Regions from separate parts of the Homo sapiens genome. Here region 1 is linked to region 2. A link is an interaction called in ENCODE POLR2A ChIA-PET data of the cell type or tissue named here. Cell type or tissue: HepG2. All regions are shown on one strand. Links, peaks and the distances in the headings refer to the core of each region. The heading gives the core; the rest is flanking DNA.

Evidence for each region. Peaks named below come from ENCODE experiments on the same cell type or tissue, not always from the same donor. Only the 100,000 strongest peaks of a DNase experiment are listed, where the experiment ranks them.
Region 1: POLR2A ChIA-PET joins it to region 2 with 12 read pairs; 25 of 35 experiments call an interaction of 5 or more read pairs at or near these places.

What each region holds. Positions count from the first base shown.
Region 1 is chr5:181,244,924-181,247,931 of GRCh38, forward strand. It overlaps CTC-338M12.4 (a long non-coding RNA gene), which reads left to right and starts at 1,618. Exons shown (of 3, transcript NR_109909.1): 1 at 1,618-1,959; 2 at 2,193-2,463. RefSeq lists enhancers at 553-1,481, 701-750, 1,482-2,408, 2,409-3,008 and silencers at 1,561-1,640, 1,741-1,820, 2,051-2,150. In HepG2, for the core only: no CTCF peak of the experiment used is centred there; DNase peaks (open chromatin) are centred at 1,558 and 2,118; H3K4me3 peaks cover 2,500 bases.
Region 2 is chr5:181,182,897-181,185,607 of GRCh38, forward strand. No RefSeq gene overlaps it. Among named protein-coding and RNA genes, the nearest start is that of TRL-AAG2-1, 3.4 kb to the right of the region's middle. RefSeq lists silencers at 1,119-1,328, 1,282-1,949 and an enhancer at 1,516-2,016. In HepG2, for the core only: a CTCF peak has its summit at 1,368 (motif pointing left); a DNase peak (open chromatin) is centred at 1,425; H3K4me3 peaks cover 1,259 bases.

The sequences.
Region 1 (3,008 bases), core at 313-2,812, 62 kb after region 2:
TTCTGACTTCTGGGGACATCTAGTGGAAAGCTCTCTCTGGGCCCAGCCAGCGTACACAAAAGCCCAGGGGTCTGGGGGTCCAACTGTGCCCTGAAGGACGTGCCCAGACAGGGAAGCGGTGGAACACGGATACCTAACTGTCCTTCTGCCTTCCGCTCGACCGCAGGAATTTAAATAAGTAATGGCTCCCATTCTCACCCATCTCTGACTATAAGAGACAGTGTTGGCACCATGTCTATTCAAGTAGTTTTAAACAGGGGCACAGATCAGGATGATAGCAGCCACCAACATCTATGCAAAATAAAGGGGGCATTATACCTAAGTATATACTTTTCTATTTGTGACATCTATCAACTTTCGTTTCTCATCTGTGAAATGAGATTGGAAATAATATTAGTATCTACATTACATGGTGGTGTGGAAAGTGAAGAAGCAAATGTAAAGCGCCCTGAACAAGGCAGAGTAAATGTTGTGAAACTTAGCACCTCTTGGGTGCCAGGCCTTATTTTAGGTCTTGGGGACACAGCTGTGAACAAGACAGAGGGGGGACCCTGGTTTGTTTTATTTGCAGTTTACTTCCTACGGTATGCGAAGAGGGGAGAACATTGGAACAGAGACACGGAGAGAGCCCTGCGGGTATATGGGAGAATAATGTTCCTGTGGAGGGAAGTCAAATGGGGGAAAAATATTTCAATCGGAGGGAAGAGTTAGTGCCAACGTACTGAGCTGGAGTGTGGAGGGGCTGAGGACAGAGCAGGGAAATGGAGGGTGCAGTTAACCTAGGGCCTTGAAGGCCTGGAGAAGAACCTTGGCAATGTCTGCTAGAAAGCCTGCGTAAAGGCAGAAGACAGGCGAGGGAGGGTGGCAGAGCTGCCGGAGGCTGTAGACGCCCAGGTGTGCAGGGAAGGCCAGGATCCCTCCCTGAAACAGCTTGCTCTCCTGGTCCTCTGCAGGTTCCCCTGCCTTCCGCCGCAGTCTCCCTTGGGCTTTCCGGGACGTTGTCCTGGCTGTGGTCCTCCGCAGCCTGTGGACCATCCTAAGGCTCCAGGTTTGTATACATCACCTGCCTCCTTGGCACCCCCAGCTGACTGTTCTTTCGCTTTTCCAATACGGGACTCAATCCCTACCCAGGTGATTGTGGTGGTCGTGGAAGACCGCTGCCTTCACCCTCCCGCTAACCAGCTTGCTGCCCCCCACTCGGGTCATGCCAGCGCCTCCCTGAGCCCTCGGGCACAAATAGGTGAACGACCACACCCGCCTCCCGCTGTGGACTGAGATTCGCGGTGCGAGGGGTTCCCGGGTTGAGGACCTAAAACGCCGAGGAGTTCCAATTTGTCCTCGAGAACACGGGGTTTCTCCATTCGCGGCCGTCAACAGCACTAGATCACAGTTACATTTTTTTTCCTTTCGCGAAACCTCATTCGGTTCTCTTTTTCTTAAACGTTCCACAGGGAGTCCAGGTCCCCACCCACGCCCAAGGGAAAGGCCTTGCCGCGCCGCGGGTCACTGTCCCGGAAGCGGGAGGTTGCCACGTCCGGCCCCACCCTGCCCCGCCCCCTTTCCCGCTCCGCTCCGGGGCCGCCCTCTTTCCCTGCCTCGCGACACCCAGACCGAGACCTCGGGAATGCTCCGGCCCCCTGCCGCCGTCTCCCGGCCCGGTTCTCTTTCACTAAAAATAGGCGATTCTGGCAGCGCCCCTCCTATGGGGCCTTGGGGGCAATTGGGGTTTTGTCTTAGAGCCCGTGTGGACCCGGATGGCGACGGCAGCCCGAGGAGAGGGAGGGCTGACTGTATGGTTGGCTTTCCGACGACCAGACCCTGCAGGATTCGGCCTTTCCCTTTGGAGTTTTCCTCCATCCCCCTCCGTCCCTCCCAGGGGATGCCCGCAGGCCACAGTGGTCACTGAAGGTCAACCCTGAGCCGAAGGAGAAGTGGCCTCGACCCTGGGGACCCCTTCAGGTGCAGCTTGAGGGGGAACGGCCGCCTTTCCCGTTGGGCACCCAGCTGTGGCTGTGCCCTGTCCTCGCCCAGCTCCCGGCATAGGCATGCGCTCTGGGCCGGGGCCGGGGCCCCCCGCCTCCCCGGGAGGAATCGCTGGGTTGACTCTGGGTCAGCAAAGGGAGCCCGGCCCTTTCTAGCGGGGGGACGTCCTGCAGCCGCTGGAGGAGGCTGAGTCACGCTTTTCCCACCAGAAGTCTACCTGTGCCTGCGCCCGCCGGACCTGCCGGCCTCTTCCTTCTCATCCAGGGGGCCTCTTCTCCAGCCTCACGGAGGTGGGAAGCTTGCTGGAGGCCCCTACCTGCCTTTTGGGGAAGACCCCGAGGCTGGCCCACGCCCTGCTGGCAGGACCCTTCCTGACTGGGTCCACCGTTCTTCTGGGTCTCACCACTTCTCCCAGCCCCTGGGCTGCTTCCTCTCTCCCGTGTCTGGGACCCCAGAGGCACCACTTCCATTCCATACAAGGTAAGAGTCCCAAGGAGAGGCCGGGCACGGTGGCTCACGCCTGTAATCCCAGCACTTTGGGAGGCCGAGGCGGGCGGATCACGAGGTCAGGAGATCGAGACCATCCTGGCTAACACGGTGAAACCCCGTCTCTACTAAAAATACAAAAAATTAGGGCGTGGTGGCGGGCGCCTGTAGTCCCAGCTACTCGGGAGGCTGAGGCAGGAGAATGGCGTGAACCCGGGAGGCGGAGCTTGCAGTGAGCCGAGATGGCGCCACTGCACTCCAGCCTGGGCGACAGAGAGAGACTCCGTCTCAAAAAAAAAAAAAAAAAAGTCCCAAGGAGAAATTGGAGAGGCTCTCCTATGAAAATCCATCTCACCATTCCTTTTCTGAGGAGTCCACAGGACCTGTACAGTTGGAACCAGCCCCTCAGGCTTCCCTGCCAGAGCCCTTTTCTCCAGGAGCAGAGGCATCCATCCCCTCCTGCCAGCATTCCAGACCCTGGAGGGCTTGCGCGGTGGCAGGTTTTCCCTTGAATGCTGAGGCGAGGCTGAGGGAAAGGT
Region 2 (2,711 bases), core at 1-2,500:
TCCCAGCTACTTGGGAGGCTGAGGTAAGAGACTCATTTGAGCCTAGGAGGTGGAGGCTGCAGTGAGCCGTGATCGCAGCACTGCGCTCCGGCCTAGGTGACAGAGGGAAACGTCTTGAACAAAAAGAAGAAAAGAAAGAAAAGGAAGTTTTCATGCCCGACGCGGTAGCATAAGGGGGCATGGGAGACCGGACGAGAGGGTGTGGCAGCGACCGCAGGGAGAGGAGACGGCGGACGCGGAACTGTGCGGGGTTGGCAGTGGGCTTGGGGGTGGCACAGCGGGGACGCGCTGGCACCGGTTTCTGAGAGGGGACATTCGGGAGAAGCTGCCTGGGGAATGGGAGGCCACGAGTTCGGGCGTGGAGACGGAGCTTCAGGGCCTGGAGAAAGGGGAGTGGAAATGACGGAGGAAGTATCCGTATCGCATCCTCGGTTTGCCCGAGAGATGTCTGTGCCGCCACGTTTACCGCAGCGCTGTTCACAATAGCCCAGATCTGCGAGCAAAGGCAGCGGCCGTCGGTGCAGGAGTGGGCGGAGGCACCGAGGTGGATGCGCAGCAGAGCACCACTCAGCCGCAAGAACACGATAATCCCGGCCGGGCGCGGGGGCTCACGCCTGTAATCCCAGCACTTTGGGAGGCCGAGGCGGGCGGATCACGAGGTCAGGAGATCGAGACCAGCCTGACCAACACGGTGAAACCCCGTCTCTACTAAAAATACAAAAATTAGCCAGGCGTGAAAAACACCAGGCGTAAAAACACACCACAGGCGCGGTGGCGGGCGCCTGTAGTCCCAGCTCCTCGGGAGGCTGAGGCAGGAGAATCGCTTGAACCTGGGAGGCGGAGCTTGCAGTGAGCGGAGATCACGCCATTGCACTCCAGCCTGGCGACAGAGCGAGACTCCATCTCAAAAAAAGAAAAAAATATATAGAATTTTGGCCCATTAACTACACTAGATATTTATTTCTCTATATAATCATTATGATGTTATACAGAGATTGAGCCACAAGGATAATCTTGCAATGGGGGGAAAAAAAAAATCTGAGTCTAAATGTTCAACAACAGTGGCTGCTTAGATATCTAGAGTTCTTCCAAACACTGGAACAATGAAAATGGTGTTGTGGGCTGTTTTCTTCTTCCCGCTGATACCAATCCTGCTGCGGTCTGGTTGTGGTATACAGGGAGTTCCGGCGGGCCCAGGTCCCCTCTCCTCCTGCAGCCCTGGGCCCGGGCTCCGCTGCGTCTGGCGCTGCAAGACCTGCGCGCCGAGATCCCGGGGCGAGGGACCCTGGGCGGCGCGATCTGCACAGCGCCGAGCCTGCATCGCGCCCCCGCCAGGACCAGAGCCGCGCCGCGGTGGAGTCCTGAGCGCCCCCGAGCGGTCACGTGTGCGGCGGCGACCCAAGAATTTGAAAGAGTCGCGGAAAACTGCACTCATCATAGAGCATCTGAAGGTTCCTAGAGGGAGCTGTGAACGGTTAACAAAAAACACGGCCATGGGGTCCCCTGGTGGCGTTTTGAAGGGCGACCCCTCCCCTACCCCAGCGCGGCCTGTGGCTCTTTGTTTACAATTTCATAAAGGCGAAAAATAAAATGTAGGAATGAGTGGCATCACAGTACCTTTGTTGAGTATTTTTTTCTTTTTCTTTTTACTATGGAATCTTTCCAGCGAAGTTAAGTACTTTTTAAAAGGCAAGTTACAAAACACAATGCAAAGTATTCTTATTAAAACATAGCTCGGGGCCGGGCGCGGTGGCTCACGCCTGTAATCCCAGCACTTTGGGAGGCTGAGGCGGGTGGATCATGACGCCAGAAGATCGAGACGATCCTGGCTAACACGGTGAAACCCCGTCTCTACTAAAAACACAAAAAAATGAGCCGGGCGTGGTGGCGGGCGCCTCTAGTCCCAGCTACTCGGGAGGCTGAGGCAGGAGAATGGCGTGAACCCGGGAGGCGGAGCTTGCAGTGAGCTGAGATCGCACCACTGCACTCCAGCCTGATCAACAGAGCGAGACTCCGTCTCAAAAACAAAAACAAAAACAAAACAAAACAAAACAAAAAAACCAAAAAACAACAAAAAAAGAGCTCGGCCAGGCGCGGTGGCTCACTCCTGCAATCCCAGCAGTTTGTGAGGCCTAGGCAAGAGGAGCTCGAGATCAACCTGGGCAATATGGCGAAACTCGTCTCTACAAAAAATACCAAAATTAGCCAGGCGTGGTGGTACGCACCCGTGGTTCTAGCTGCTCCGGAGCCTGAGGTGGGAGAATCGCTGGAGCCCAGGAGGTCGAGACTGCAGTGAGCTGTGTTTGTGCCACTACAGTCCAACCTGGGTGACAGAGCAAGACCCCGTTTGAAAAATAAATAAATATGTAAATGTAAATAAGTAAATAACATAGCTTGTCGAGCTGAGTAGGGTGGCACACGCCTGTAATCCCAGCTACTCAGGAGGCTGAGGCGGGAGGATGGATCGAGCACAGGAGGTTGAGCCCAGGTTGGGCTAAACTGCGTAAACCACCCCCAACCCCTGCCTCAAAAATATATATATATAAATATAAGACAAATAAGTTAAAGTATCCATGAAAATAGTCTTAAAAGCTCTAAAACAAAATAATAGCAATATGTGTGGCATGGTTGAGGACGCTTTTTATGTTCTTTAAGCTCATTTACTCTACTTTTTCTTCTTAGGTGTGTCTAATTATTCCACAGTGAGCACA